Regions from separate parts of the Mus musculus genome. Here region 2 is linked to region 1. Evidence: chromatin loops called from intact Hi-C (ENCODE). Cell type or tissue: left cerebral cortex. All regions are shown on one strand. Links, peaks and the distances in the headings refer to the core of each region. The heading gives the core; the rest is flanking DNA. Region 1 overlaps Sacs (sacsin). Region 2 holds the start of Tnfrsf19 (tumor necrosis factor receptor superfamily, member 19).

Region 1 (16,491 bases), core at 3,890-11,889:
GTTGGGTGGTGGTTTGTCTTCATTGTCAACATGAATGGACATGAAATTGCCTGGTATACAGGCATCAGACCCACCGTGAGTGTGGGTGGCCCCTTCCCGTGGGCCGGAGTCCCGGACTGAATAAAAAGAAGGAAAGGAAAGGGGGAAGCCAGCGAAACGCCAGCATTCATTTGTCTCTGCTTCCTGCTTGTGGATGCAATGTGACCAGCTGCCGCCATGCCTTCCCACCTGTGACAGACTGTAACCTCACACTGTGACCCAAAACAAGTCCTCCCCTCTTTAAGTTGCCCTTGTCTGGCGTTTTGTCAAAAAATCCATACTTAAAAACAAAAACTAATATGTCACAGGAATAGACACCAGTTTGAAGAACTCCTCAACTAAGTAGGTAGTTTGACACTGGAGACATTTTCTACAGAGATTTGTAGTGAATATGAAGCTTAATATTCCAGAAAGAAACGAGGCATACAGAAAATTTGATATTCTGTGTGTATTAGTCAGGACCTCTAGACTAACAGAACTTACGGAGTGTCTTTATATATTAAGGGAATTTATTGAAATGACTTACAGTCTGTTGTCTGTACAATGGGCAGCTGTGAGTGGGAAGTCCAAGAATATAGTAGTTGCTGGTCCCATGAGACTGGGTGTTTCAGCTGGTCTTCTGTATAAGCCAGAATCCTGAAGAAGTAAGTTCCAACAGATGGGCTGGCAAGCAAGTGCAAGCAGGCAAAGAAGAAGGAAGTCTTTCTTCTTCCATTGTCCTTATGTAGGCCTCCAGCAGAAAGTTTGGCCCAGATTAAAGGTGTTTCCAGAGGACAAACACCTAAGCTGTTTACAGGCGTGTCCCAACTTGCCAGGGCCTAAGTTTTTTCATGGCTGCTGTACCTTTCCATCCCTTCTTTCCTCTGGCTCTTCCCTCACTTCTTCCCTTCCCTTCTTTGTATACATTTCCTTCTCTCCTTCCTCTCTCATTCCTTCCCTTTTCCTTCCTCTCCCTTCCCCACCTTCCTCCCCTTTCCATCCTAGCTTCTTTCTTCTCCTTCCCATTCTCGTCTTTCCTTCCTTCCTGTGCTTTCCCCTTTTTCTTGCCTCCTCACTTCCCTCCTCTCTTTCTCCCTCTGACCTCCTTCCTTCCCTCCCTCCCTACCCTCCCTTTTTCTTCCCTTCCTTCCCACTGTTCCTTTCTTTCTTTCCCCTTCCTCCCTCCCCTTTTCTATTTCTTTCTACTTTTCCTCTTCCTCCCTTCCCCTCCTTTCTTTCCTATTTCCCTCTTCCCTCCCATTTACCTTCTGCCCTCCCCCCATTTCCCCACATCCTCTCCCCTTCCCTCCCTCTCTCTGCTCTTCTTGCCTTTTTCCTCCCTCACATATTCCTTCCTTTTCCTTTTCTTCCATCTCCTGTTCTTTCCTGGCTTCTTATCTCCCTTTTTCCTTCTTTCCTTCCTTCCCCTCCTCCTTCATGACCCTTTCCACACTCTGTCCCTCTTATTTCTCACTGTTCTTTTCTTACCACTCCACCATTCTTTCTTTTCTTTTCTTTCTCTCTTCTCTTCTCTTCTCTTCTCTTCTCTTCTCTTCTCTTCTCTTCTCTTCTTTTCTTTTCTTTTCTTTTCTTCTATCACCCCTTCCTTGCCCATCATTTCCTTCTTTCATCTATTCCCTGCCCTGTGCATTACTTCCTTCCCTCTCATTTACATTTCCTGCCCTTAGCCCTCCTCCGCTACCCCTCTCACTCTCCCTTCTCCTTTCAATCCTCCTATCCTCCCTCTAGTCCCTTTCCCCTCAACCCTTCTCTGACTTCTTCTTTCCTCTAATCTCCACCTTTCCACTTTCATTTCCTCTTTCTGCACCCTTTCTTCTTTATCTCCTTTTTCCTCTTTCCTCCCTCCCATCTCCCCCTTCCCTTTTCTCTCTTCCTCCCCCTCCCTTCCATTTCATCCATCCCTTCATCTTTCCATCTTCCATCCCTCCCTCATTTCCCCTCCATCTTTTTAAACTGTCTCTGGCTCCATTTTACTTTCCTCCACTTTTCTCTTCCTATTTCTCCCTTTCTTCCCCCTCCCTCTTTCTATCCCTTATTTCCTCTACTTTTATCCTTCATCCATTTCCTTCCCTGTCTTTTTCCCTACCAACACCCCCCCACTCCCCCACACACATGGTATTTTCCTCTTCTCCCCTTCTTTTTCTGTTATTTCCATTTCTTCCTCTGCCTCCCTTTAAAAATCCTACCCTTTCTTCCTTCATTCTTTGCCCTCCTTCCTCTCATGGTTTTGTCTTCCCCTCTCCCTCTCACCCTCTCATTTCCTTTCTCTCTCTTCCCTCTGACTCCCTCCCTCCTTTCTTGTGGTAGTTTGAATGAGAATTGGCTGTTGTGAATAGGCTCATGTGTTTAAATTCTTGGTCCCTAGTTAGTGGAACTCTGGGAAGTATCTTAGTTGGGCTTTCTATTGCTGTAGTGAAACACACCAAGACCAAAAAGCAAGTTGGGGAGTGTGGTGGTTTGAATATGCTTGGGCCAGGGAATGGCACTATTAGGAAGTTCAGAGAAGTGGCCCTTGTTGGAGTGGGTGTGGTCTTGGAGGAAGTTTGACACTTTGGAAGTGGGCTTTGAGACCCTTCTCCTAGCTGCCTGGAAGACCGTCTTCTCCAGCAACCTTCAGATCAAGATGTAGAGCTCTCAGCTCCTCCTGCTCCATGCCTGCGTGGACACTGCCATGTTCCCGCCTTGATAATGAACTGAATCTCTGAACCTGTAAGCCAGCCCCAATTACATGTTGTCCACATATAGTTGACCTGGCTATGGTGTCTCTTCATAGCAATGAAAACCCTAAGACAGGGAGGAAAGGGTCTATTTGGCTTACACTTCTGCATCACTGCTCATCCCCAAAGGAAGTCATTGGGAAGTTCATCCGCAACTGGAACTCAGGCAGAGCAGAAACCTGGAGGCAGGAGCTGATGCAGAGGCCATGGAGAGGTGCTGCTTGCTGGCTTGCTTTCCCTGGTTTGTTTGGCCTGCTTCCTTATAGAACCCAGGACCACAGCCCAGAAATAGCACCACCTACAATAGGCTGGGCCCTCCCCATCAATCACCAATCAAGAAAATACCTTATAGCCAGATCTTATGGAGGCATTTTCTCAATTAAGTTTCCCTCTTTCAAGCTAATCCCAGTTTGTGTGTCAGCTGGCACAAGACTAGCCAGCACAGGGAGGGTTAGGAGGTGTGGCTTGTTGGAAAAAGTGTGTCACTGGGGGGTAGGTAGGCTTTGAGGTTTTAAAAGCCTGTGCCAGACTTTAGTCTCTCTCTGTGCCCCACTCTTACCATGCTCCAAGCCCTCCTACCTCCTGCTTGTGGGTCAGATGTGGGCACTCAGCTACCTGTGCCATGCCTACTTGCTGCCTTGCTCCCCTCCATGATGTTCCTCCTCTTCGCCCTCTCTTTTCCTCCCCACTTCCTCCTCTTCCCCCTTTCATCCTCCTCTCCCTTCCTTCTCACTTTCCTCCTCCTCTCCCTCCCACAGCCCCCCTTTCCTTCATCATCCTTCTCTTCCTTCCCTGTTTCTCCCTTCCTTGTTCTCTTCTCTTTCATTACCTCTTATCCTTTCTTCCTCCTTTCTTCATTCTCTCCTCCCCTTCCCCATCCATTCTCTTCTTTCCTCTCTATCCCTCTTTTCTTCTGCATTTTCTTTGCTATTTCCACCCTTTCTCCCCTCCATTTAAGCCCCCTTCTTCCCCCTTTCCCCCTCCTTTCTCTCTCACCCTGTTCCTCTTCCCTCCTTATCCTCTTTTCCTTTTCTCTTCCCTTCCTCTTCCTTTATCTTTCCTTCCTCCTCCTCCTTCTCCCTCCTTCTGTACTTCCTCATATCCCCTCACTTTATCCTTTCTTTCTTTCTTTCTTTCTTTCTTTCTTTCTTTCTTTCTTTCTTTCTTTCTTTCTTTCTTTCTCTTTCTTCCTTTCTTCCTTTCTCATCTCTTCTTCCTGTTTCTTACAATGTGAATGTGAAAGCAGATGTCATATATGTTGACTCCGGGTCCCTTTCTTCAATGCATGGAGCTATGTAAGCTCCACTTCATTTTCTTCAAGCCTCTAATTAACATTTGCTCTGAGGGTGGAACACTTCCTTCATTGTGGATGGCCTTTAAATGGTGTGTCCTGCTACCTGACTTTACAGGGAGGGATCGTCTATCCCTCATCTACTTGCTTATTGTTTCTCTCCCTTCTTTGTAATGTAAGCATAAAATCAGCAGCTTTATTTACTTTTATTGCTTGTTACAATGCATATTTCCATGATCCCCACTAGTGCCATCTCTCCTGCCTGGGAGGAGCTTGCAGGGTGGAGCCAGGCCTGCCTTTATTGTTTCCAAGCTGCGCGATTTTCAACTTGTGAAAATCACTTTTCCCTTCAGATTCATAAAGATCTTCACTAAAGATGGAGTGCCCCTCAGTAGAATATGCATTGCCCATGTCCATGTGTGTGCATAGGTGAGTGTAGAGGCTGCAAGCTTATGTGGCTTGTTTTCATCCTTTATTTCTTCATATATTTTGAGAAAAGGTCTCTGCACTGAACATGGAGACCACTTATTGGCTAGACTGGCTGGCCGGTAACCTCAGAGATCTGTCTAGTTCCACTCCTTCCCAATTACAGACACCAGGCTCAGCTTTTTATATGCAAGGGTGGGGAATCTTAATTCAGATTCTCGAATACATGGCAAGCATTTTACCCACTGACCCATCTTCCCAGCCCCGGATTCCTAGTTCTCTGGACTCATCTATTTATTGATGGCTTCTGTCAAAATAGTCATGCCATTTATCTTTGCAAGGTGTGGTGGCACATACCTTTAATGCCAGTACTCAGGGGGAAGAGGCAAAGGGGTCTCTATGAATTCAAAGCCATCTAGGTTTATGTAGTGAATTCTAGGCCAGCCAGGGATACATGGTGAGACTCTGTCTCAAACAAACAAACAAAAATAATAAGTCCCTTGTGCATACAAAAAGTAGACCAACTCCCCCCCCCCCAACACACACACTGATAGACTAATGACTATCCTGTTGCTATTTTGCTACTTTGTCCTAGTCATCTGCTAGCTGTTCAAGTTTACCTTTGCAGTCTTTTGAATCTTATTGCTGCCTGCCAGTCAATATGTAACAGGAAATGTATCATTGTGATATGACATGTGGTCACTGCCCTGCTGCCTGCCTTTCATGTCTCTGGCTCCAAACCTTGACAGCTGTTCTTATCAACTTCTTTAGAGTTTCTGTGCTACCTAAAAATATTGAACAAGAAAGGGGAAAAACAGCTGAATACATGACCATGTAGCCTATCCTAGCACTTAAGGAGGCAGAGGCAGAAAAATCCTGACACTTCAGAACCGCCTTGTGCTTTGTCTCAGCAAACAAAATGGAGAACATATTTTAATACGGTGGTACACATAGGATAAGATTTACCTTCAGAGTCCTTTTGAATCGTGCAGTTCCATGGCATCACAGTCATGATATTGTGCAACCACCAGCAAGTACATGTCCAGAACTCTAGCTGGTAAAATTGCAACCAGGCCTACCCAAACAGTTGCTTAGGATACGTTGTCTCACTCTTTGGGTGTCCTTGTCATTCAGGGGTGTATCCAGTTGGGATACAGTAGCTTCAGTAGATTTTATGACTATTATCTGAAGAAGCTAGTGACTCCTCGGCCTAGGATGCCACTAGCTCTGGCATCTCTCCTGAGTTCTGATCTGCATTTCCCATGAGTAATGACATTGTGTGATGTATCCCAAAGGCATTCTGCTCTAGAGGTTCAAAGCTGCCTCTGATCAGCCTCCTTGTGGGCTGACTCTGCTTCTCTTGTGGCATGCCTGATGGCTGAGGTCAGTCCTTCCTGTCAGGGCTTCCACTCCATGCCTAGGTTCTATTGTTACAACATCCTGCTTGGTGCCCAGAGAAAGATCTTATAGGAAGACAGAGGAAGAGGGATGCATTCTGAACTCTGAAGACATTTAACCTGAAGATTTGTCTTGGGGTCTGGGTGGTACATGTCACATTACAGGTGCTAGGCATGGTGTTTGGGAGGGGCTTGGAATGGGGGGAATCTCACTTGATAGACAAAATCAATATTTTTTCCTATTTGTTGATATCCCAATGCATTCACTTGTATAGGCTTATCTAATTTAAAAATCAAGTATTTGTCTATCGGGGTTTCTAGGCAGGATCGTTATACTGAGTTTCAGTATTTTTCTCTAATTGATGAAACTGACCCGTTCCAACAGCGAAAGGAAAGCTTGACTAACATTATGGTCTTCTAAGGAGCTCTCGGGGTAGTTTTTACTCCTAATGATGAATCCTGACTATATGGAAGGGAGCCAAGAGAAGTGGTAATTAATATCATTTTAAAAGGGTTAACTCTAAAATGGAGTTTTTAGTACATGAGAATATTTCAAATAACAATCAGGCGTTTACTATTACACCAAGTAGCTTTTGCGTGGCTGTAATAGATGAGGGGTTTGGTTTTTCTATTTTCATCAGGATCTGTGAGAAGTTAAGTGGAAGGAGGTACCTGGGTGTAGCATGTGGGGTTGTGCGGCTGCTTAGTATAGTTGGGTTAGGTTAGGGCCAGGCTGCTCTTCAGCAGTCACTTCTGAGTGGAGGGCTCGGGAGAGGTGTGGCCTGGAGAGAGCCACTGGAGCTGCTCCTTAGTGAATAGACTGGGAGAGAAGGGGTGGCAAAAGCCGGTCCCAAGCATCCTTGCAATCGAAGGGCGCTCCTGGGAGGGGCGTGGCTTGGAGACCGGCGCAGGGCGGTCCTTAGCTGCACGGGGGAACGGGGCGGGGTCGAGGCGGGACGTGAGTCTCCTCAGAACAACCGCAGTGTGCGGGGTGTGTCAGAGGAAGGCGTGGCCTAAGAAGGGGGCGGGTCCGTCCTTTGCCATCCACGAGAGGGGCGGAGCCGAGGCGGGGCCTGAGGCTCCTCCAAGAACAGTAGCGGCCCTTAGGGCGCGTCTAAGAAGGCGTGGCTACGCGGAAGGGCTGCTCCGCAGATAACGGTCCCAGGGCTGCGCATGCCTGCGGGCGACGCCTACATGGCCCTTTGCAGCCCCGAGCGCGCGGCGCGCTAGGGCTCGCTCCTCCTCCGCAGCGGCGCCTTCCTCTGCCCTTCTGCGGGCTGCGGCAGAGCGCTGCGGCGGTACAGGCCTCTGCCATGAGGATCCCCGCCTCAGGGCCAGTGGCGGACCTCTCGGAGCGGCAGGGCTGGGCGTGAGGAGGAGGCCTGGGGAGCCCGCCATGGGGGACAGGTGACGAGACCCCGGGCGGGAGGGTGGTGCCGCCCGGCCGCGCGCGAACCCAGCTGACCGTCCGTCCCTTTGCCTGTCGCAGGTGGGTCCGCGTGACCGTGCTCCGCGGCTGCGTGGGCTGCAGGACCGTGGCGGTGCCGGCGACCGCTACCGGGCGGGACCTCAAGGAGCGCATCTTCGCTGAGACCAGCTTTCCGGTGGCGGAGCAGCGACTGTGGCGCGGAGACAGGGAGGTAGGTCAGCGCCAGGCCTGCCTTCTTAGATGGGCGCAGTCGCCTACTGGCGGCAGGAAATTCACCGGCTCCTGTCTGTCACGGAAGACTGATGCTCAGATGAGTCAATAGAGCTTTGTAAAGAGTTGGAGCAGAATGGCTGGAGCGTGGTTGTGGGTTGTAGGTTTTGGTTTGTTTTTGTTTTGTTTTGTTTTTTGACTTTTTTTTTCTTTTGCACTTACAATTTCCACATTTGTGAATCTTAACTGCCTAAAACGAAGACACGTATTTTGATGGGCATTGTGAACCAGGGAGTTTTTAAAATTCACAGACATCACCATTGATAGAACGGGACCATCATTTATATTTTTCAGTTTCTAAGTTTAACAAGAATGGTGTTTTTAAAATAGCCAATTCTGGAGCCCTTCCCACTCTCTTTGTGGTCCTGGGACTGAGACCTATGGCTTTGCATGTGCTAAGCAAATTCTCTACACTAATTTCTTTGAATCACAGAAATTTACAACTGAAAAGGGTCTTCAGACATAACTTAATCCCCAAAATGTTATTTTGAGGAGAAAACCTGAAACTTCTGAAGTGCTAATGAACGGCTTAGTCTACCAATACTTAGGAAAATGAGAACATTTTTACATGTTCAATTGTATTCTTAAATGATGGGGCAGACGCTACAGTTTTCTTGAAAGGGAAGCTTAAGCTTTATTGGGAATGATCCTGTTCTCTAATTTTAGTATCTTTCCTTTCTTATGTGATAAACATCATCGTTTCCAGGCCTTAAAAAGTCAAATAAAATCACAGGAGTTACTTGAGTGTCATGGATGGCGTTTCTAGTTGGGTTTCCATACTGCTTAATTCAGAGCCCTCCAGGGTGGTCCTGGCTTTTTATCCACTGGGTAGCTTTTCTGGTTTCCTGCACATTAGACAGATCTCTGGTGACCTGCTCTCAGGCACCTCTACAGACGGGTCATTTCTTATCATATTCCCCAGGGGTGTTTGCTGACTCGAAGACATTGGCTTGCCCCAGGAGTTGAGGCAGACCTGCAGAGGAACACACTGTTATTGCTTTCTTTGTCTGTGACACCTTCATTCTTACCCGCCTTTATGGGTTTGCTCTTCTGTGTCTATTCCCACTTTACTCCTGGGTCTACTTTGTTGTCGTGTTCCCTAAATGCATATGGTAACATGACTCAGTTGTAGCTCTTGACACTGGAATAGTTTCTTACAGGTGCCTGTGCAGGACTCAGATTTGGGGTGGTTGAAGTGGTCATATTGTTTGGATTGGGTGGTTGGGAGGTGAAAGAGATCCAGGCCCATCACTGATCTGGTCTGAGGTCATGAGACTATGGCTGTGAAGGTGAAATTGAAAGCATGGGGACGTGAGAAGGCTCAGTGCTGTGCCAGCCTGGCAATTGAACTTAATGCTGGAGCCCACGTGACAGTGGAAGGAGAAAGCCTTCTCTAAGACTTGTTCTCTGACCTTCACAGGTGTGCCCTCATCATATACCCATAACACAGTATGCACACCACACACACACACAACCACACAACCACACACACATATCAGACACAATACACACATACACCACACATATACATACATACATAACACACACACATAACCACACACATACACACACCAGATATACACATACACATACCATGCACACACCACACATATGCACGCATATCAGATACAACACACATATACATATACACAATCCACACACACTACACACATACCATACATACACACCACACATGCACAGACACCACACACATACACACACCACACACACATACACACACCACACACACATATCAGACACAACACACACATATACATACAAACACATACCACACATACTACAAACATACCATACATACACACCATGCATGCACACACATACCACACACCACACACACACCACACATACCACACACACACACACCACCACCACCAACAACAACAGCACCAACACCAACACCACAAACTACAAATAAGCAAATGAAGGGATATACAGGGCACTTTGTAAAGGACAGAATTGTGGCAGTTGGTGCCACATGGACCTAAAGGAAGGAGCGAGGAAGTAAACTAAGGCAGAAGGCTTTATAGGCATGTTTGCAAGCCTGGAACCAGACCAGGAGAGCAAGGGTTTCTTAGCAGATGACAGAGGCAGCTCATTCTGGAACAAGTGTGGCAGTCAGTTTGCTTTTAGATGTGGTTCAGCTGATGGTGAGACACAGAAGGAATTAGGAAAATGCATATAACGGAGAAGTGGGTGACCCAGATCCTGCTTGCCACCACCATGTACATGTAACTGGGGCCAAATTCATGTGTCAGAATTGCTTTCCCATTTGAAAGTCTGGTCACTGCTAAGGTCTGTGACTGTAAGGACTGAAAGTCAGCTCACAACTGCAGATGGATTCAGAAAGAGAGGTCAGGGCTAGAGATAGGTCGTGGCTGATGCTTAGCAGTTCTCCCTTTCTGTATCTGGGGAGTGTGTGGGAAGAGCATCACTGAGCTCCTGGGCCCTGTTCTATGATCTCCACACCCTGCTGAGCTTCAGCCGCTGTGCTCTGTGGCCTCTTCACCTACCACCTCATTTAATGCTCTGAAGAAACAGGGTGTCGGCATTCTCTTCTCAGGCGGACTTTCCCCTCTTTACCTCTCAGTCCCTGCTGCTTAGGACTTTCTAGATTGACATTATTAAATTCTGAATAGTTTAGTGTGAGAGGCAGATGATAATAGATAGTAGATGGAGATTTAGCTTTTCTCTTTTAATTCATCACAAGTGTGTCATGTCCCTCCCCGACCCCCCAGATTTTGACTCTTGAGCATCTCCCTGTGTCATTGATATTTTTTAAAAAAAAAAAGAGGTGTTGGGTGATCTGCTGAACAGTTATATTATCATACTGTTTAATAGAGTCACTGTTTGGTAGTAATTGAAATGCCTATCTCCGAGGTTTGTAAGGGAGAATGAGGCTGGCTGGCGAGACGAAGCTTCTAATGATTTGATACTCGTTTTCAAAACATTGAGACGGGCACTTTGAATAGAAGGTACATTGCATCTGGGGGGAATAGGTGCATTTTCTTTCCTTGGTTGCAGTATCCAGAAGAGAAGGGAAGAGAGCCTATACAAACCCCCAAATCTTGGCACACTCCATAAGAGCTAGTGCTGCTGAGGATGTCTTACAGCCAGCTTGCTTTTTAGGCATCTCACTGCCCTGTGATAGATAGCAACAGAGATTATAGTCTACCAGATTGTTAAGTGTTTGACCTCAGTTAATACACTTATTTTAGGTATTAGTTTCTTGTAGTTGATTCTCTTTAAAACCTGAAAACGTCATAGGTTTCCTTCTTTTGTATTTTCTGCCATTTTTTTCTCCCAGCACACCTTAGTGATCCCAAATTGGACTAATGAGCCCTGGTTTATGTATTACTTCCTTTGTAATTAGATGGTTAATTGACCAGTGGAATGATCACCCATGATGACGTAATGGATATCTTCTTGTTTGCATTTAATACGTATGTGTAACCTAAGTATATAACCCAGACAATGTTCCATTTACTTTTGTTGGTTATGCCTGTTATAAGGAGCTTATCTTTCTTTAGGTAATAAGCTGGGGAGCTTTTTTTCACCCAATATTTCTTTATTAGTATCCATCTAAAGTGTATATAGCTTGGCTGGTCAGTATTCATTGTTGTGTGATATTTTGCCATGCAAATATATCACAACATTTGGTTTATTTCTAAGTTGGCTTTTGTTTTGCTTGTTGTTGTCATTGTTGTTGTTTTGTTAGTGGCAGTCAGTATTCCCACCTACGTTTCTTTGAGCACTCGTGTAAGGCATGCACTAGTTTTCACAGGATAGTTCTCAGGGCCGGCAGGTGTATGATGTGACCCTGCTGTATAACCAAGGACATACAGAAAGTAAGGAGACCAAGTGGGAGCTGGTTATTAAAGCCCGGGAGCCGCGGAGCAGCTGATGCTGGGAGTGGAGAAACGCAGGTTAGGCTGGAGAGACTGGAGGGTATGCACTTGGGCTAGAAGTAGCTGCAGAGGCGCTCTGGGGAGAGATGGTCCCCTGAGGTGCCTGTAGGTGGTGACACTATTGGTTGGAGAGTTGGTCCCCTGAGGTGCCTGTAGGTGGTGACACTATTGGTTGGAGAGATGGTCCCCTGAGGTGCCTGTAGGTGGTGACACTATTGGTTGGAGAGATGGTCCCCTGAGGTGCCTGTAGGTGGTGACACTATTGGTTGGAGAGATGGTCCCCTGAGGTGCCTGTAGGTGGTGACACTATTGGTTGGAGAGATGGTCCTCTGAGGTGCCTGTAGGTGGTGACACTATTGGTTGGAGAGATGGTCCTCTGAGGTGCCTGTAGGTGGTGACACTATTGGTTGAAGTGTGAAATAAAGATGAGGGTGCTAGAGGTTTAGAAAGCTGTGAGCTCACCTTTTCCAGGTCGAGTTTTTAAAGTACCCACCTTTTTTGGGGACAGGAAGACAAACACTGAGGCATGTTTCAGGCATGTTTACAGCTTACTCCCATCCTTTTAGGGGCATATATGGTAATGATTTCCAAAGGGAATGTCTAGGAACACAATTTTATGGGATATCTCTGAAAATAAATGAAAAATGTATTGCTATTTTAGGAAAATTCCATATAGATTAATCCCAAGAAAATTGCCATGCATATTAATATGCCAAAATTTTATCCTCTGATCTGTTGCAGTTTCCTGGAGCAATGCTGCATACCAAATACACATTGGTATCTTTGATTAAAAAGATGTTTGTGTTAACATCTTTTACATATTTGAAAATGAGAATTTGGGATGATTTGGGCTGGGGGTGTAGATCAATGGCAGAATACTTGCCTAGCATGTGAAAGAGAGGGTGGGAAGAAAGGAAGGGGGTGAATTATATGATAGAAGAGAAATAGACTTGTTTATATTTGTAATTATTTAAAGAAAAATTCTAACTTAATTATTCCATAAAGATTTTAGCTAGCATTCTATTCTGCCCTCTGTAATGTTCCCATGAGGGCAACTTATTTCTTGGTAAGGATAGTTAATATTACTTGAATGAAAAACATTTGAGAAAGTTTTGAAGTGATAGTATTAATGTTATTGAGAGACCAGATTTTTGGGTTCAGACCCCCATCTTAGAAAACCTGACCTAAGTTTAAACTCAAGTAAACTAACAGGCCAGTACCTAGCTTCAGTTTCCAGGTTACCCCCCACTAAAACCTGAGCCTAGCTTAAGTTTCCAGGCTACCCCCCAACAAGACCTGCATCTCCAGGTTATGCCCCCAACAAATCCAGCATCTAACACCAGTTTCCGGTTATTCCTCAACAAATCTGCACCTCCAGGTTACAGCCCCCACCGCCCCACCCCTGCCTAAGAAGCACCAGTCAGGAGGGAAGCAGAAGTTAAGTTTATGGTTTGGCTCCCAGCACCAGCCAGTTATGCTAAAGGCCACAGTAGCACCCCAATTAGATGCTTGCCACTCTAGAAACACTCACCCCTCGCTTGCCATTGTCTATAAAACCTTGTTCCGATGAGTGTTCAGGGCTTTTCTTCACCAGAACCATCCTGTGGGTCAGCGGTGAGTTAAGCCCAAGCTGGAGCTTTTAAGTAAATACCCTGTGTGATTGCATCAGATCGGCTCCTGATGTGTGATGGCATCAGATTGGCTCCTGGTTGGTCTTCTGTGGCTCACAAACACTTCCTTGGCACTACATTATGTTGCATCTTACACATTTTCTGTTCTCTTTTTCAGATACCTGATTGGATCAAGATTGGAGACCTGACTTCTAAAACCTGTCATCTTTTTGTAAACCTTCAATCAAAAGGCTTAAAGGGGGGAGGTATAATATTGATTTTACCTGAAGTATATGCCACAATTTAGTCCATTAAAGATTTTTATTTTAATGCAGAAACAGAGGGGAGAATAGTGGCCACCAAGAACTGGGAGGAGGGTGAAATTTAGAGGTGTTGGTCCGAGAAGATGAAATTTCAGCTTTATAAAACAGATGAGATCTGGAGATCTGCTGCACAGTGGAGGGCCCAGTTCTGACCAGTGTTAGTGCTGTAATGTATACTGAAGAGCTTGCTAAGGAGAGTGGAGCATGATGTGCATGCTTGTAATCTCAGTACATAGGAGGCAGAGGCAGGAGGATCTTTTGAGGCCAGACTAGGCTACCTAGCAAGATCCTATTTCAAAACAATCAAGCAAACAAAGTTATTAAATTGTGAAGAAGGAACATCTTAAATGCTTTTCCACAAAAGGAATAAAGTCAAAACTAAAGGGAGTTGGGAGAAACATTTGGAGGTGATTGATAAGGTATGGTGGTGATGATAATGATGTTTGATAGTTTCGTGGTCGTAGATAGTGACCTCCAAGTTCATGCATTAAGTATTTGTATCTTTTTGTAGACACTTCAGTAAAGTAGCCTGGACTAAAGGCTTTATATTAAACATGAAATGAGAGCATACGACAGAATGCAGGAAGGGGCTGCCCAAGCCAGAAGGAAATGGTGGCTGTAGCTAGTTTTGTGATGAGAGAAATCTGTTGACATAGTCTTGCTCAGTCTTGGTCTCGGTGATGATTATGTCAAAATTATACAAAGTTGTACAGGTTGAGAATTCCTAATGCAGAAATCTAAAAATAGACCAAAGGCATCTAATGCCAACAACGAAAAGTTCACTGTGTGACCTCATGACAGTTTATAGTAAAAACACAGGCACACTAAAAATTTTATATAGATTACCCTCAGGCAATATATCTAAATATATATATACTAAATATACATGGATTTCTTCTTTGGCCTTGGATTACATCCATAAGATACTTTATTAATTAGTGCAAATATTCTGAATCCTAAAGAATGGGATACTCTGGTCCAGCCTATGGTGATGGTTACTTTGTCTAATCACTTTATTATTTTTTATTTATAGGCAGATCTTAAATTTTTCTTGTTCTTAAGGAATATTTTCTCCATCCTCCTCTTTACATCTTCCTGCCACCTATCTGAGGATGGCCTGGCCAGCCGGGGTGGAACAGTGCAGGCAGGACTTAGTTCTTAACCTGGTCAGTCATTGAACAGCAGAGCCATCAGAGTATCAGTTACATTTGAGAGTAATAAGAATGTGACAATAAGTGACATTATTCCTGACTTGTTTTTTGTCTCAGGAGCAATACACAGCACCAGTTATTTAATCACCTTAAAAAATAGCAGCACCTTTACCCCTCTGACCCGGTGCTTGCTGTTGAATTACCCGTTTGTGAAGGTATGCCTTGGAAAAAGCTTTAGAAACCTAATGTGTCAGCAGCTACTGTCGTGAGACTCCATACCACTGAGTTGCCTTTACTTTCCATTGAGTTGGTCCTAGGATTCTGCGGTGCCATACCCGAAACCATGCGACAGAACCAAGTCACACACAGGACGAATGCCATGAAATCCTATTTTTCTAAGTCTTGTAAAATATATCCTGCATTTTAGGTCGATTTGGTCAAACAACTCCACCACTTGTTGATTTTCTCAAGGATATTTTAAGAAGATATCCAGAAGGAGGACAGATCCTTAAGGTAGGAGATCTGATGGAGTCCTGTGGGCTTTACCTTCAGAGCGAAGCACTTAAGAGTTTGCATCTGGTCTAGACTTGATTGTATTGCCTTGCCTGCATGGCCACAGTGCATAGCTGATGGGGGTAGAAATGAGAATACAGTTGGTGTGAAGGGAGGAGGGTTTGTGAGTACAGGGCCACACTAGGCTGCTGCATACTCACTCCCTTTAAACACAGTGTCCTCTAGGAATGCTCTTGTAGAGCAGTGAGCCCTGGGCATGCACCAGCTGTCAATCAAATAACCAACCAATAGTTCAGCAGCCTAATACCAGTCCATGGAGAGGTCAGGAACATATGCTTGTTTCGTCTCTGGATTTAGAGGCTGTTTTGTGAGAGAGTTTACTTTAATAGGGTAATTATTTATTTATGTCTATGTTACATATGATCATAATATTTTTCCTCCAAGATGGAGTGGAATTCTCTTTGTGGTCCCGGTTGGCCTCAAATTCATAATGCTTCTGCTTCAGTCTCAGTGCTGGGTTATGGACATGGCTCGGGATATATTCTTTAAATATGAATATACTTATTAATAGGAAAATTTAAACATCCACAAAAAAGGCAATGAAAGAAGATTTTGTGGAAATTAGGTTTGGTGTTCAGTAAGAACCCTCCTTAGTGAGCTGGGGCAGTAGGTGAGTTATTCTGTACCCTCCTTGTTATGCTCATCTTCAGTGTTTTAGCCCTTATTTCTCTTCCAGCTTAGCAGTGTTTTTAGGTCTAGTAGCTCATGTTGTCATGCTGAGACAGGCACAAAGGCTGTGTGGCGGGGACTGGCTTAAGGGATACTGGACTAGCTTCTTCAGTGGGACTTTCAGAATGGCAGCCAGTGGCTTTCAGGATAGTGCTTGTAGAAGGCTAGTTTGAAAGCTATTTTTTTTCTATTGGTTGCTAGAGAAATGAAGGATATGATTATGGAGTTGTCGTGGGGCTGGGGAGGACCGTGTGGGATGATCCACATGGATTCAGAGTGAGGATTCAGTTGTTGGCTACAGGAGTTGGGTCAGAAGTGAGTGAGTGATGTGCCAGGACTCCTGTGGTTGGCCTCCTTTGCTCTTTTTGTGATGTTTTTATTGTAGCCAGTTCTGTAGCATCTCTAATCCTTGGGTATTTAGTGCTAGGCTCAGCGGCATTTCTCAGAATTGCCTGTAGCTTAGCCTCCACCTTCTATGGTGTTTGCTAAAGTGGGTCCAGATTTTCAGGGACTTGCTGCTTCCTGGAATCCATAGATGTGACCCCTAAGGGTTACACCTTGGAGGAGCTCGTTATATAGAGATATCTCTACTTGTTGTATGGCCTGTGATTGGGGGCTGGGGCCTGGAACTTAGTGTTTTATCTTCAGATTTCTTAAACCCTGCTTCCTA
Region 2 (16,491 bases), core at 4,956-12,955, 130 kb before region 1:
AGCAATGCCCAGGAGACTACCAAGTCAGCCAGGCTGGCCAGACCTCTAGAGCAGTCCCTAAATCGATGCCAGCCCAGGTTGACCATCAAAAGGTCTGAAGCAGTGAATGTAGTCTGGGCACTTTGGCATGGCGTACCCTAACCTTCATCCATCATCCATAGTTGCTTGCTTCTCTCTCTTAGTCTTTAGCACTTTCTTTGGCCAAGGCAACGCTCGGATTTTTTAAAAAATATTCATTCATTATGTATAGGAGTGTTTGCCTACACTCATGTCTGTGTACCATGTGTGTGCCGGGCGCCTGTGGAGATCAGAAGAGGGTGTCAGACCTCCTGTACAAAAGTTACAAGCAGTTGTACAGACTGCCATGTGGGTACAGCTAAGTGAACTCGGGTCCTCTGCAAGAGCAGCAAATACTCTTTACTGCTGAGGCATCTCGCTAGCCCCAATACTTGGATTTTAGAAAATAGTCTTCATTATTTTTTTAAAGATTTATTTATTTATTTTATGTATATGAATACACGGTAGCTATCTTCGGACACACCAGAAGAGGGCATTGGATCCCATTACAGATGGATGTGAGCCACCATGTGGTTGCTGGGAATTAAACTCAGGACCTCTGGGGAGAGATGAACCAGAGCCAAGCATGGCTCGTCCCTCACGAGTAAGGTCACGTCATTTTTTTCATCTCCTCTGTTCACTGGGCACCCTTCTCATATCCAGTTACCTACCAGCCATGTGTGATTGCCACCAGTCAGGATTTGGAGACTGAACAGCCAGGACATCAATTTTACTCAAGAATTATAAATCCCCAACAAAGGAGCTAGAGAAAGGGCCCAAGGAGCTGAAGGAATTTGCAGCCCCGTAAGAGGAACAACAATATGAACAAACCAGTACCCCTAGAGCTCCCAGGGACTAAGCTACCAACCAAAGAGTACACATGGAGGGACCCGTGGCTCCAGCTGCATATGTAGTAGAGGATGGCCTTGTCAGTCATCAGTGGGAGGAGAGGCCCTTGGTCTGTGAAGGCTTGATGCCCTAGTGTAGCAGAATGCTAGGACATGTGTGGATCCCACCAGCCAGTCTTGTCAAAATAATAAGTTCTAGGTTCCGTGAGAGAGGTTTTCAATTCCCAGCACCCACACAGAGGCTCACAACCATCTGCACCTCCAGTTCCTAGGAATCCCTCTTCTGTCTTCGGCAAAGACTGCATGCACATGGCACACAAACACATATCCAGGCAAAACACCTGTACAGGTTTTCTGTGTCAACTTGACACAGCTGGAGTTATCACAGAGAAAGGAGCTTCAGTTGAGGAAATGCCTCCATGAGATCCAGCTGTAAGGCATTTTCTCAATTAGTGATCAAGAGAGGAGGGCCCACTGTTGGAGGGGTGCCATCCCTGGGTTGGTAGTCCTGGGTTCTATAAGAAAGTGAAGCCGGGCGTGGTGGCGCACGCCTTTAATCCCAGCACTCGGGAGGCAGAGGCAGGCGGATTTCTGAGTTCGAGGCCAGCCTGATCTACAAAGTGAGTTCCAGGACAGCCAGGGCTACACAGAGAAACCCTGTCCCGAAAAAAAAAAAAAAAAAAAAAAGAAGAAGAAAGTGAACTGAGCAAGCTGGGGGAAAAGCCAGTATGAAATATCCCTCCATGGCCTCTGCATCAGCTCCTGCTTCCTGACCTGCTAAAGTTCCAGTCCTGACTTCCTTTGGTGATGAACAGCAGTGTGAAAAGTGTAAACTGCATAAACCTTTTCCTCCCCAACTTGCTTCGTGGTCATGGTGTGTTGTGCAGGAACAGAAATCCTAAGACAACACCCATACACAGAATTAAAAAAAATATTTTTTTAATTAAAAAGCAGTCTTTACAATTTAAAAAAAAAGTGCCTTAATGTAATATTTGCCCTATGAACTTAACATAGAGTTGATTTTTGTATACATCACATAAAACTTAAATAATGTAAAGTCTAGCTGGTAGGTGTAGAGCCATGTTGTTCATTGTGTTGCTTAAATTGTGTATAATACAATATAAAACTTGCTTTGTTTGATATTTAAAATGATGAGATGGGGGATAAGGAGAGAAGGCACCCAACAACTTATGTGCATGCACACACAACTCCAAAATAGAATAAAATGCTTGGGCCCAAAAGCATTTTAGATTTGGTAAGTCTTCAGGTGTTGGAAGATGTTTGTGTACATAATAAATCAGCTTGAGGGCGGGATTAGTACTAAACCTTAAATCCATTTATGTTTTATATTTATGTTAGCCATATAGCCTGAAGATCATTTATCTACATTTTAAGTGTGCTTTCTTGTTTGGATTTATTTGGAATAGTCTCACTATGTAGCCTGACTAGCCCCTAACATGCAGAAATCCACCTGCCACTGTCTTCTCCAATCCCTGCCACCTCCCCACCTGAGTGCTGGGATTCAAGATGTGTGCCATCATGCCTGGCCTTAACTGAAGTTTCCTGCTGTGGAATTTCTACACGTGGCCTCATATCAGATTTTGCCTAATTTCAGGTTCTGGATTTCTGGGCTAGGGATGATCAACCTTGGTTAGCAATTGTATCCAAGAAGGAAAAGCTAATATTTATCATTCTAGCTTAAACCATAAGAAACATTTCTAACATTAAATAAACATCTATATTTAGTCTGGATTATCAAAACATATGACTCTAGGAATACTTAGAATAATCCGCAAAAGGTTTTACAGAACAAATAATGTTTTTTATTCTTCCATCTCTTAGTTTAGTTTAGTTTAGTTTAGTTTTACTTTTGATGTTTGAGATAGAGTGTCACTATGCAGGCTAAACTCACAGCAAACCTCCTGCCTCATTTTCTCTATTATAGACCATATAGGAACAAGCTCCACACCTGGCCGCTGTTTTTCTACCTCTTGAAAACTATTTATTAACCCATGATGGAACATTTAAGTTTTCATCTAGCAGGACTATAACATTATGTATAGTTATGCTCCACCCTGCATTTTTCTAATATGCAATAAGATGAAACATTAAAGGAATGGGACAACACTTAAGCAAATCCACAAGCTTACTGCTTAAAAAAAAATCACCATGGAAATAAAGCCAATATAATAAATGCAAATGCTCACATTGGGATAACCAGATAAGTGGCTTGGAAGTCCTGCCAGTCCCACATGCTAGCAGAAGAAAAATCAGAATTTTGGAACACTATTTTCAAATAGGACGATAAGCCTCAGCCTGTGTCTATTCTTAATCTTACCCTAACTTCACTGTCTTCTGAGAATCCTTACTCATACCAAGGGGAGGTGGCCACCCTGGCAGCCCAGGAAGCTTGCAGAGGTGTGTACAGGTGAGAGGAACGTGCACACAGGAAGGGAAGCCAGAGTGATTCTCTTCCAAATAACGAAATGTTTGTGCCTAAAAACTCCACAAGCAGTAAGGTTTTCTACTGCCAAACACAGCAGTTCAAATTCCCCAAAGTTTGCCTTTTTTTAACAGAACTTCACGTCCAGGAAGGGGTTTCTGAGATGAATTCTTTGTATTTCTTGAGCTATAAACTCAATCCTGTTTGCTCTAGGGAAATGTCAGAATTCTCAAAATGTTCACTTAACAAGTACACTGTTGATAAATGATGTCACTTTTTTTTTCTGAAATTTATCGAACGTTTATCCTAAAATGCCAGAATTCTCAAAATGTTCACTTAACAGGCACAATGTTAAAACACAACACAACAAAACAAAACATGTGCATTTCTGAAATTTATCAAAAATTTATCCTAAGATAAAAATAAAACACTCATAGTGTCGCTGATTACAAGGACTCATGCACAGTTGCTCTCGGCACTGTGCACAACCGTCCCTAAGACACAGCTGTTTAAATTTTTATTTTGGAAGGAAGCCTGGGTAGATTCTAACCAGGCTGTGTCTGTCCATCCAGAATTTCCTCATGAGACCCATCCAAGCTTTTGTCTTTTTCTTTTTTGGAAGAGAAGCGCAATAATCACAGTCTCATATAATTACTGATGGATGGCTCTTTTTCTTTTCAAAGCCTGGGTTTTAATCCCATAGCCTAAAAAGTATATGCCTTGTGACGTGTGCACTAGAAGAGGACCCAGTTCTGTTTAAACATCTTACTTCCCAATGTAAACACTTCCAACAAAATAAAGTATGATGGATGGACTCCATGCGCAGCCTGCAAATCAGAGGCGATTCTCTTCATACTGCCTCGTTTGTCTTGTCCTTCAGCTGGAGTTTCCTTCACAAAACCTAGGGACAGCCAACAGTCACCTGCTGCAGGACACATGTATTTAACTGTTCCGTGGCCTCTGCTCACTCTGGCAGCTGCTGACTCATTCATTTGGAATACACACTTATTCTAGGAGGGCATTTCTAGTCAACCTGGATTCAGCCCTGGTGGGACTTGATGGCCTTGTCTAGAATTTTAAACGTTTGATCTTAAATACTGATCTGTCAGGCTTAAAACAATTTGGAATTTTGTCATTAATGATGCATGGAGCTTTCTGACCGTGCTGTGGTAAGTTTGGGGTGGAACTGGTCTAGAGGGTTGAACTAAGCTAAGACCTGGTTCAGAGATTTTTTTAATAAGCAGAAAAGAAGAAGGGAGTTTTCATGAGGGTTAGTGTACTTGCTCATATTTGTTTTAAAAGTCTCAAACATACTGTAAATTCCCCAAGCACTCTAACTGGTAAATTACGTTAATGAACTAAAGAGAGCATGCTAAGTCACTTGCCAGTCCTGAGTCATTCATTGTCTTTGTGCTTACAGCTCATTTAAATTCTGAAATATATATGAATTAAGTTCTGAATCATTTAATCAGCTGCATTAATTTTCTGTCTTTTTTTTTTTTGAGGCTTTAAAAACTCATTTTAGAGGCTGGAGAGATGGCCCAGTGGTTAAGAGCACAAGTTGCTATTCTAGAGGACTAGGGTTCATTTTCCAGCACTAATAAGGAAGCTGTCAACCATCGGTAACTCCAGTCCCAGGGAATCCGATACCCTTTCCGGCCTCTGCAGGCATCGCATACATGTGTTATACAGTCATGCACAAAAGCACTCATACACATAAAATAAAAGTAAAGGTTTAAAAAATGTTTTAAACGTTTTTGTTGGAGTCTGGGAGGTGGCTCAGGAGGTAAGAGTGTTTGCTCTAGAAGCATGAAGACCTAAGTTCAGATTCCTAGCACCCACATAAAAAAGCTAGGCATGGCCACAAGTGCCTATAGCCTAGTACTGGGAGAGGAGGCAGGTGGACTGCAGTTCTCTGGTGGTACCTAAAAGAACAATCTATAGGTTCAGTGAGAGATCTGTCTCAAGGAAACTAGGCAAATAGTAATAAAAATACTCAATTATCCTTTGGCCTCCACATGTCCACATGAGCATGGACACACACACACATACACACACAAACACACACACACACACACACACACACACACACACATACCATGCATATTAGCAATGTCCCTTATACCAGTCTTTTGCTGGGAGAGGCATTATGCGATGCAGTCACTGCCATTTCCCATTTATAACAGTTCCTATCTGCTGGCTTCAGATTCAAACCTGGGCTCATCTTTAGGCGTTTCCACCACAGACATAATTCATACAGTTGTCCCAGGGAATGTTAGCAGAACATCTCAAGAGTTAACATCTACTATGGAAATGAAAATTCTTAAGTCAATAAAGCCATGTGGCCCTGGTAATAAAGTAGACGTCATAAGACCTTTTCATTGATTAAAAAGCAAAGAACTTACAGAGATTATGATAATGCTTCATGCATTAATGCCAAGGAAATATTTTCACAAGACACTTTTATATTTTGCATTCCTTTCACACCAACTCAACATGCAAAGAAAAATTCTTTTTTGGTACCCACACCTCTGAATACTTCAAAACTTGTCTTCTACGTGAGTACTCAGTTCTTCATCCTCTAGATACAAATCTTTCTCCAAAGAAAATATTCCGAGTAAATCCTGAACTAATGTAATATAACCGTCCCGGTGCATGGAAGAAACTGACCATGAAATGGTAACACAAAAATAAATTCTTCTGTTTACACAAACTGTGTCTAACAACATCCATTTCCCGAGTATATAATCTGTCTTGCAGTCAAAGGACATGTTGCTGAAGTAAAGATCACATCTTCATAAATAGATTGAATTAAGCTGTTTCACTCAGAGAAACACCCAACAGTGTTTATACTTTTGTTTGAAAACGGAATCTTATTGTTAAAATTTTTTAAAAAAATGCCATGAACGTTCTAGGATGCTAGATAGAGGCTTGGTGGTTAGTTTACTGCTACTAAAACTGATCATAGGTTTTGGATGCCACCAAACTTGATATCCAAGAAGACTGCCTGTAATCTCAGTACTCGGAAGATAAGGCAGGAGGACTCAGTTCAAGAATAGCCTGGGCAATGTAAGTTTGAGGCCAACCTGAACTACAGGAATAGACGCCCCTGCTCCCCACCCCCCAATAAAAAGAATAAAATAATGAAATAGCATAACTAAACTCGTAGTTCAAGAAGTGGCAGGGGGCGCTGAGAAGCCAGTGAGCACTCCTCTCCTCCAAAGCTATGACATGCTTGGCTCAGAATGTACTAGCAACGCTGCTGGCATTCAAGAATCCTTTTTGCACGGAATGAGAATGATTCTGGGCTACAGATGGATTTTCTAAATGTTCCCTTCTGGCCCGCTCCGTTGCAGTTGCGCAGTGGGACGTGGGCTCCAGCTGGGGCCCCCAATGCCCTCCCAGGGACAGGGGACAAGAGAGAGGGTGGATGGGCTAGGCGTGATCTGCACACCCACACACATGTGCCTTTAAAACGCCTCCTTCACAGACTAGAGCCTAAGTCCGGTCTCTCACGCTTTCGCCCCCCAAGTGACTTAGCTGTCCAGGGCTGTCACTCAGCCCGCTTCTAGCACGTGCGCCTCGGCAACGAGCCCTCCCCGCTCAGGCAGCCGCCTCCCCTTGGCTCCGATCCCCTGGGGCTATCTGGTCCCCTTGCAGAGGCACCTACCTTCCCCTTGTCCTGCCCCGCGGCGCCGGACTGCAGTTTGAGGCTGGGGTGGCGCGGGGGTGCCGGCACCAGGCTGCACCGGAATCCCCACGCGCACAGTGCAGCCCTGCCGCCACTCTTCTCTGTAGCCCGGCAACCGCTGCAGCTGGAACCCGCCCCGCCCCTGCTCGTTGGGAGCCCCGCCCCCGGATCGGCCTCTTCTCCCAGAATCTCACCATGCCTCTAGTTAGTCCCTGAGGAAATAGGAGCAGACTCCAGGTAACCTCACGTGCCCCAGCCAGGCTCCCAAATCTAACCACTCCCACTGAGTCCCTGCCACCCTCTAGTTTGTCACTTTGATCCCCCATTCAGGCCCTGACACCCGGTATCATAGCTGTCTCACAGTTATGGCTGGGCATGCTTTGTCTCTCCCAACCCCGGCCCTGGGCTCAAATTATGGGCTCTCCATATCAGGATGCTTAGGATAGTGGGTGCCGGAAGAACAAGGGCAGATGGGGTAGCGGAACGAAGACTATCAGGTTTTGTTAGCAGGGAGCCTTCCTCTCTCCTCCAGTGTTTCCCTAACGTCTCTGCGCTTTTCCCTTGCCAGATCACATCACACACAGAGGAAGATGTTAGCCACATCTATGGCTATAACCCTTCAGCTTGGGTCACTGAAGACTGAGGATCTAACTCACAAACGGATACTCTAACGGTACCACTCACTGCATGGTACCTCCAAAGGCTGAGCCTGGGGTACCAGATTGTCAGTGCCCACTGTTCCTCCTTGTTCAGGACCAGCCTTGTCCCAGGGCTAGGATCACCATTAAACCTGAACCACTGGCCATGAGGAGGGGACATAGCAGAAGACAGGCCCAGCCTTAGTGGCTTCCCCATGCCTGTGACAGGTTTATAATTCCCAGCCTAGTTTGAATGTTTAGGAAGAAGGGGTTCGATGTAACCCATTTTATATTAAAATAGATCTGCGCTGTGCTACAGGAATACAGGCCATTCCTGTCCTGTGCCTTCAGTGATTAGTTCAGCTGATAAGGTCCTTCCAATCCACGACTTTGATGCAGAGCTACATAACTGTTTCCTGTGTTGATCTGCCCTTCCCTAAGGCAACAGTACTTCTAGGGATGGAATTTGCTTCTTAGAATCTCAAAGGATACAAAGGATACTTTGTTGAGTGAATGGCTTTTTATCATTAATCTTCTAAAACACAGCTTTTGACACCACGCTGCAAACAACATGGTGGCATGCTAGACACCTGTGAAGGGAACCTTAAACATTGTCACTCTCAAGAGTCACCTTTAAAGGTGGAGACGTTGCATCTCGCACACCAGGACACAAATCTCGGGATTTATTCGTAGGTGGTTCACAGTTAAGTGCTTGAGTTTATTTGAACATCAAGGCAGGGGTGCTTGTCCCTGCCTATGTGTCACTAACACTTTTTTTTTTTTTTTTTTTTTTTTTTTTGGTTTTTCGAGACAGGGTTTCTCTGTATATCCTTGGCTGTCCTGCCACTTTGTAGACCAGGCTGGCCTTGAACTCAGAAATCCGACTGCCTCTGCCTCCCGAGTGCTGGGATTAAAGGCGTGCGCCACCACGCCCGGCGTCACTCTCATTCTCATTCCCAAACCCTAGTCAAGCTGCTTCTTTCCCCACAACACCTCCATCTCTTGAGGGCATGCCTTTTTTTTTTCTTGGTATCCCAGAACCTCACAGAGTAGTGTAGGCAGTTCATCTTTAGCAAACTAAACATCTGCTTCCTTCTTCGCAAGATCTCTGGCACTCACCCCTCTTGTTCCTTTAATGCCTACCTAGCACCTCCTCCACCTCTCCTAAGGCCTTCCCACTCCCATCCTGGAATGGGGGCCACAGCTTCCTTCTCAGCCTGTGGTCTGCCCTTCTAGGGCTGCTCTTGGGAGGGGGCACATCTATACTCCTTGGATTACCATGTAAAGATCTCCACACTTGGGCTCCGCCCACATTTTCAGCCTTATCTTCCTCTAGACCTCTTGCTTTATATTCTGACCAAACTGGTCTGCTTGCCTACCCTCCACTATGTCCTGAATTTGCCCTTTCTGCGCTCTGGAAGCTTCCTCATTATGCTCGTGCATCCTGCTTACCTTCCTTGACTCTTTATTCATATTTCAGGAAGTCTTGACGCTCATATTTTCCCTTAATCCTCAACTCTATTTCCTCCCTTCCAAGGTTTGAGACAATTCAGCACTTCTCCCAATCCTTGTGGCAAGAGGATGCATGGACTTCCACCGTTCTTCCTCAAGGATTCAAAACGCTTCTGGAGAAGGGGCAGATTTTGCTTCAACTTTCACGTCCGATAGCATCAATCATGCTAGTAGCTAAATGGTGTCTGGGGAAATTTAATCTGCTGACCAGAGACTACCTTCTCTGACTTCAGCCAAGCGCTGCCGTCCTGTCCGACCTCCTTTGTACTTGGAGACAGTAACCCATTATTCAGCTCATTAGCTCTTGGATCTTTTCGTGTGTTTGATGGATCTTGCCAGTTAGCCTGTTAGCTCGCTTCGCAGAGAGACCCAACTGTGAGCACACGCAACCACCAGGATCAAACAATCTAGTCTCGATGCCAACTTGGCACCCACTAGTTGTATGACCTTGGCGTAGTTAACCACTGGATATTTCCCTTCTTCATCGGTATAACAAGTCGCTTTGCTGGAGGTTGATAAATAACACCGGACATTAAAACTCCTAAGCTAGTTCTTGGCACAGAGTATGTGCTTTGTAAATGGCGCCATTCACAGCAAGACATTGGTCAATAAATGACAATAAATTACTGAAATAACCACTGACAATGGGAAAGGGACCTGGAACCCCTGCACTTTGAGGCCTCAGATGCCCATGAAGTTTGAATGTTTGTACAATCCAGTAACACCATGAAGTAAGGGCCCAGGCCCACAGTTGAGCATCAATGGTCTTCTCGAAAGAATCACAAGGTATAGTTGAGTGTGGGGCCACGAGGGACTGCTGCAGAAAGGATGTAAGTTCAAAGTCACCCTGGGGTACCTAGTGAGACCCTGTGTGTGAGAAGGAGAAAAGATTACTAGGCTCCTTCGGAATAAAACTCGTGATTTTAATTAGGGCTGGGACCATTTTTTCCCCTTTTGTTAAGCATTGGATCAGATCAACAGGATGAGATTTTAAGTGGAAAAGCCAAGTTGCTATGAGACTCTTGAAAGAGGTACTGTTTTTACGATTAGTTTTAAGGTAGGTTTTGTTGTTGTTGTTGTTTGAGACGGGGCCCTGTTATGTCATTGCGTAGTCCTGGCTGGTTTAGAATCCACCATGTAAACCAGGCTTGAGTTGGCAGCCTCTCTCAGCCCCACCTCTGGAATTAAAGGTTTTCTAGTATACACTACCACTGCCAAACTCTATGCTCGGTTTCTAAATCGAGATTTGGCAATGTGTGAGTGTCACAGAACACACTCGTTTAGAAACTTTTCACCGAAAACATATAAAGTATTGAAGTAACATCTTTCTCTGGGGAAAAGTTTCAGATGACCCCCTCTCTGAGATGGCACACTGGCATTGTTCATGGAAAGCTGTCTGACTCTGGGAGTTTGCACTATAACACACGACTCCATGGGAAAATGGACTAGAGGGCTGGTTATACAAAAATAGTGGATTTTTATGAGGCTAGTTCACAGCACATGGCACATAGTAGATATTTATTAAAAAGCAGTTGAATATGTACCCATCAAGAGGCTTAGCAGGCAAACGCATCTGCTACCAACCCTAATTCAAGTTCGATCCCCAGGACCCACACTGTAGGAGGAGAGAACCAACCCAAGCAAGCTATCCTCTGATCTCCACACACATGATCTGGCATGTGCTCACCACCGCCACCACCCTGCCGTATACACATGTACACAAAATAAATAAATAAAATGTATTTTTTAAATTGTTGAATTAATTAACATGCAAGTGAGATTCTCCAATGATAACCAAGTTTATAAATATAAGCAATAAAATAGGCAGTGGTTAAAAGTATTTTTATATAAATATTTATAAGTATAAATATTTATAAGATAAAATGGGCAGCCATATAAGTATTTTTAACAACCATGGCTACCAGTTAGAGTGGGGAGTTAGGAGCACTGAAGGCCAGAGGTGGAAGTCCTGCTCACAGTCACACAGTAAGATTATAATCAAGCCAGGATCAAATTCTGGGTTCTCCAAATCCTCACATAATCTCCACCACCTTCCCCGCTCTCTCTTGTTTGGTTTTCGAGACAGGGTTTCTCTGTGTAGCCCTAGCTGTCCTGGAACTCACTTTGTTGGCCAGACTGACCTCGAACTCAGAGATCTGCCTGCCTCTGTCTCCTGAGTGCTGGGATCAAGGGACTGCGCCAGAATCACCCTTTAAGGGAGCACAGAATCCTAAGATTTCCCACAATGGCCTGGCCTGGAGTCACAGGGGCAGTTTCTGACCAGCCAGTGTAATGGGTGCCTGAGTTCAGTTTACTCTTAGAGGAAAAAGTTTATTTTGAGGCTCTCTATAACTTGAGAGTCTAGGCCAACCAATAATTCTTACAAAGTATGTTGAAAGAAAGAAAAAAAAAAGGAGGGGGGGAACTATTTTGTTTTGTTTGTTTTGGCCAAAATGTTAGGAACGGTATTTGCTCACAGCAGAGATCAACTCTGTTACTAAAGGACTGCCCTGCCCGAGAACAAAGAATTTAAGATCTGAGGTTAGATAGACATTTGCACCCTGCTGAACTAACCTTCTGACCCTGACGTGTAATTCAACTCCTCTTGGACTCACTTTTCCTCTGCATAAAATGGAGAAATAACAATTTTCTTAGTTGTTCATTTAAATGAGACAAAGTTTTAAAAATCTACTATTTGTGTGACTGGAATGCTTGCTTGGTATTACATTGATAATTAGTGAAATAAAGAATAAAACAATAAATGGGATAGACAGGTATAAAATTTAATCAAGAGTCAAGTTAAAAATTTTCACCACAAAATCCAAGAAAACAAAAGAATTCATGAGAACGCATGTCATGACACTCAACACAACTAAAGTGGAGCAGGCTAGCCCACTGGACACGAAGCTGTATTGAACTGACAAATAGAACTTTCACAAAATCCTGTGACAAGTCTCCACTTAGGAGTAATAATTTTTTAACTAACTACTAAACTTTTCAGAGATCCCACCAGCTCCTAAGAAAATACCAATTTTTGAAAAACACTGTTTATGTCATGCTAAGTCCATTCATAGTCTTCCCCCCCCCCAATAGACACACATTTTCCGTACATCACTGATATAACCTATTTCTTTATGAGAGTTACTTTAACTGTTAGGGGGTCAGGAATGGTGGCAAATGTCTGTGATCCCAGCATTTGAAAAGTGGAGGCACAAGGTTATCCAAAAAAGAAAACACGCGCGCACGCACACACACACACACACACACACACAACCACAAAAACAAAACAAAACAAAACAAAAAACCCTAAGGAAGGCAAAGGAAAGTGAAGGCTGCAAATCTTATGTTTGGATAACTCAGAAACATTTAGAAAAACAGAAGCAGAGGAAGAGCTGGAAAGGGTTGCAACAGATCCAGCTGACATGTCCCTCATGGGGACAAAGGAATGGATTATACTAGGAAGTAGCTATTTCTACCTTTCAAACCTACATTGTTCTCTGCTCAGCCCCACAGCACATTTGCTTAAGCGATTGGAAGGGTAGACCATGTAGGCTCAGGAGGTCAGCCCTGGGCTTCAGGAAAACCAGAGAGCAACTCACTGTCCCTTCTCAGTCTCCCCACAGGCAAAAGGGCTGCAGATATTCCAGTGTTGCTCACCCCAGGGAAAGAAAACGATTGGACCAAGCCCCTTGCTTTACACTCAAGGGCACCAGCAGTGTGCAGGCTCTCTTAAGGTCATGGAGCTAATTAGTGGCAGCATCAGGAGTAGAAGTGAGAGGCCTTTGAAGACTTGGCCTTTCTGGGGGAACAAAGCTACCATTGAAGCAATAGATAGGAAATGCTTTGAAAAAAAAATGCGATATTGTAAGGGAGAACTGTCATAGACATATCTACTCCCAGCCAAGGCATCTGTGGCAATTAATTAAGAAAGGGCCTTTGAAGCCCCCCTGTGCCATAGCAAGAGTCTTCTTTTCTTTAAGACCGAAATGAAATGCGCTGGGTTTCAGTTCCCAACAAAGACACACGAAGTAAACAATTAACTGAATTAATTCAGGCACTGAAGTGGATTTTCAAGGACTTGACTTGCCCAAGCTAGTTTTCTACAAAGCCTAAATAAATCAGATAATTGCTAATTCTCCTCTTTGTTTTGCACTGAGGAGAGTCTGTTTGTTAAAATGAGCCTAGCAGCGAAATAAACAATCATTAGAACAATCTCCCAGCTCCACATCGGAGCAGGACAGCACATTCCAAACACACTGGTTCTGCTATTACATTAAAAAGACTACCTTTCTGTTTTAACTGAGACTCTTTTAACCAAATGTTTTAAGACCCAGACTGTCATAAGCATGGTTGGTGGCTCCCCCTTCCCCCACCCCACCCCCACCCCCAAAACAGAAACATCCTTCTGGCATAACTGAACACAAGTTAGATCTGGGCACCGTTCCTACTGATTCACTTTTAAACACAGTCACTTTACCATGATTCTAAATAGCCTCTGCTTTGTAGCTATTCAGGCTTTGAAATTAATCCAAATATGCAAAGTGGCTCCGATTATCAGAGGAAAGTTGTGAAAGTAACTTAATTAGTTAGATGAGAAAAAAAAATAATCACAAATGAAACAGGAGTTTCAAGACCTTTCATCAGTATTTCAGAATGCAGAGCAACTATTCTTATCATTTACATTTCCTTGTTGCACACCTAACATAAAACAGACCACTGTGACAATAATAAAGTATTTTACCAAGTAAACCCAGGGCCAGAATATTAGGATGGGCCAATGTAGGTACAGAGCTCTAAGTCCTATTGTCCTGAGTGTCTGAAGTTCAGTGTAAAGATGTGTGTGTGTGTGTGTGTGTGTGTGTATCTGTGTCTGTGTGTATGCATGTCTTTGAGTGTGTTTGTGTGTGTGTTTGTGTGTGTGTCTGTCTGTGTGTGTTTGTGTCTGTATGTTTGTCTATGTGTGTGTGTTTGTGTGCATCTAAGTGTATGTCTTCATGTGTGTGTCGGTGTATATCTCTGTATTTGTATATCTGTGTTTTTGTGTGTCTGTGTGTATGTGTGCTTGTGTGTCTCTGTGTGTCTCTGTATTTGTGTGTGTCTCTGTATTTGTGTGTTTCTGTGTGTGTTTGTGTCTGTGTGTATGCATGTGTGTATGTGTATGTGTGCGTGCGTGCGTGTGTGTGTGTGTGTGTGTGTGTGTGTGTGTGTGTGTGTAGAAGTTATGAATTCACAAGTAGCAGTTAACTGGCAAGCTGGGTGCCCAGTATAATTTGGTTTTGTAGGGCACTAATTGAAGTGAAAATGTGGCTAAAATACTTCATGTAACATAATAACTGTTGATTGCCAGATAGTTTTGGTAAACAGTTGGCAAATTGTAACTCACAACAGCTGTCACTATATATTTAGAGTAAATGTTAATTTAAGAATATTAACCTCGGGAGTGTTTCTGTAAACAAAGCTTCTCCTATTTTCAGAGGTTACAGAGCCTGGCTTGGGTATTTTTAGCCAAACCTAACGCAGCTTGGCGCTCCCTGTTTCCGAGTTCCTCCGCTTTACACTTGAAAGGCTTCAGTCCTAAATGCCTTTGCAGAGATTCCCTTGGGAATGCGAATGGCAAGGACACATGTGCGATAGATTCACATCTCCCGGAGGCCGGAGAATAAAGTAGTAATATTGCTAGGATTGCTAGAGAGGAGTTTTGCTCCGTAGGGTGGGGGGAGATAGGGGAAGAGAAAGGAAGGTGGGGTGGGAGTGAGGGGGTGTTAACAGAATCCCACCGTTTCTAAATAAAGTAAGAGGAGGTTTTCCAGCCCAGCTTCCAGCGTCTGAAACCCTGCTGGCAACAAACATTAGCGAGGCTCTGTTTTTGTCCTGTTGGAACTACTCACTTCCAAGTAAGATTTGCATGACAGATATCAAACTCTTGTGCAAACCGCGAAACAATTGCATCAAGAATCAAATTCAGTTTCACGTGCACGCAGCCTGGTGCTGGACTTGGCTTCAGGCATGCTTGCTGGGAGCTGATAGCCATTTTTCCCCCTTTGAACATGCGAGGAAAACGCAGTGAAAGTTCCAACCACACACGAACGCCTACCTGCTACTCGCCAGTGCTGTGCTCCAGACTCACGCTTTCCGCAGCTTGGTAGCACTTCCGCGCCAAACGCTTTTACCTTCCCAAAAATGTGTGTGGGCGCAAGCCCAGACAAACTTCAAATCCAGGAAAATGGATTACCCGCGCAGATCAAAGGCAGGCGAACTAGGAGATGGAGTGCCTGTAATCTGATCGCCGATCAGTTGCTGCGCATCAAAGGCAAGGCTGAGTTTACTCGCTACGCGCGCAGATCTAGAAAGTTCGCTACCGTCTGGTTCTTTTGTTAAACGTGGGCCACGTTGTTCTGCCCCAGCTCTGGAGAGCAGGCTTCCCCAGCCTGGGCTGAGCGGCTGGATCTGCAGCTCTCTCTCGCGGTGCCCCAGCTGGGCTGCCTAGTGCCAGCGCTGCTGCGCCGCATCCCTTTCATCTCGCTGAGTGGCAGCTCCCATGACATCATGCCGTGCCGTGGGGCTGGCCGGGAGAAGCCAGTCAGCCTGATTTCTAGTCGCGTTGGTCTGTGCCTCGCCCGCGACAGCCCTGCAGTGTGTCTCTTGGCTGGGAGGGACACACCAGGACTGCTCTGGGCCTCTGTGCTCCGGGCCTGTAAGGTCCTGGATCGTTGCAGGTTCCAGTAGACAGCATCAAGCCGCTGCCTGTGACAAAAAGCACGAAGTCCCTACCAGAGCAGGGTAGTCCGAAACGCAGCAGAGCGGCACAGCAGTGTTTAATTAGGCCGTTTCTCCGAACACCTGCCTTACACCGCCAGGGTCACAGGCAAACGTTTTAAAAAGCTTGATTCCCCACCCCCAACCCCACGCGCGCGGCTCCCCACCCCAACACACACATACTGCGACAAGTCTTTAAGAATTAGTAAAATGTCTTTTCCTGGTGAAAGTATTACAGGTGGCGCCAGTCAAGTATGGCTTTCATTGAGTGAAGGAGTGGATACTACAACTTACAGAGATACCGCCACTAGCTCACTGGACACCTGGGTCAGAAGCTTGTTAATCTAAATTTGGGGTCCTAATAAAACAACAACAACAAAGGATGCCTTCCTTCTGAGTTGCAATCATGGATACCTCTAGCGACTCCTAAAAGTCACAGAAAGGTGACTTAGAGGAAAGCATTTGCTTGCAATCACTCCACAGCTTCTGTCCCAGGCAAAGCACAAATCACAGTTTGGATCCAGCTGAGAAATCGCCACCTTATTT

The links. Hi-C counts contacts between places; a loop is a spot of excess contacts. Peaks named below come from ENCODE experiments on the same cell type or tissue, not always from the same donor. Only the 100,000 strongest peaks of a DNase experiment are listed, where the experiment ranks them.
Region 2: a loop joins it to region 1, with 4 times the contacts of the local background. A loop is called at or near these places in 2 of 42 quality-filtered maps.

The regions. Positions count from the first base shown.
Region 1 is chr14:61,165,939-61,182,429 of GRCm38, forward strand. Sacs (sacsin) reads left to right here. Exons shown (of 10, transcript NM_015788.2): 3 at 7,360-7,510; 4 at 13,284-13,371; 5 at 15,007-15,092. Among named protein-coding and RNA genes, the nearest start is that of Sacs, 36 kb to the left of the region's middle. In left cerebral cortex, for the core only: a CTCF peak has its summit at 7,545; DNase peaks (open chromatin) are centred at 5,756, 6,909, 7,470 and 9,794; H3K4me3 peaks cover 1,931 bases; H3K27ac peaks cover 990 bases.
Region 2 is chr14:61,030,832-61,047,322 of GRCm38, forward strand. Tnfrsf19 (tumor necrosis factor receptor superfamily, member 19) reads right to left here and starts at 16,024. Exons shown (of 10, transcript NM_013869.5): 1 at 15,284-16,024. It overlaps Gm41167 (a long non-coding RNA gene), which reads left to right and starts at 7,106. Exons shown (of 3, transcript XR_874677.2): 1 at 7,106-7,276; 2 at 7,608-7,712. In left cerebral cortex, for the core only: a CTCF peak has its summit at 6,532; DNase peaks (open chromatin) are centred at 5,043, 5,613, 6,666, 6,919 and 4 more places; H3K4me3 peaks cover 2,786 bases; H3K27ac peaks cover 3,088 bases.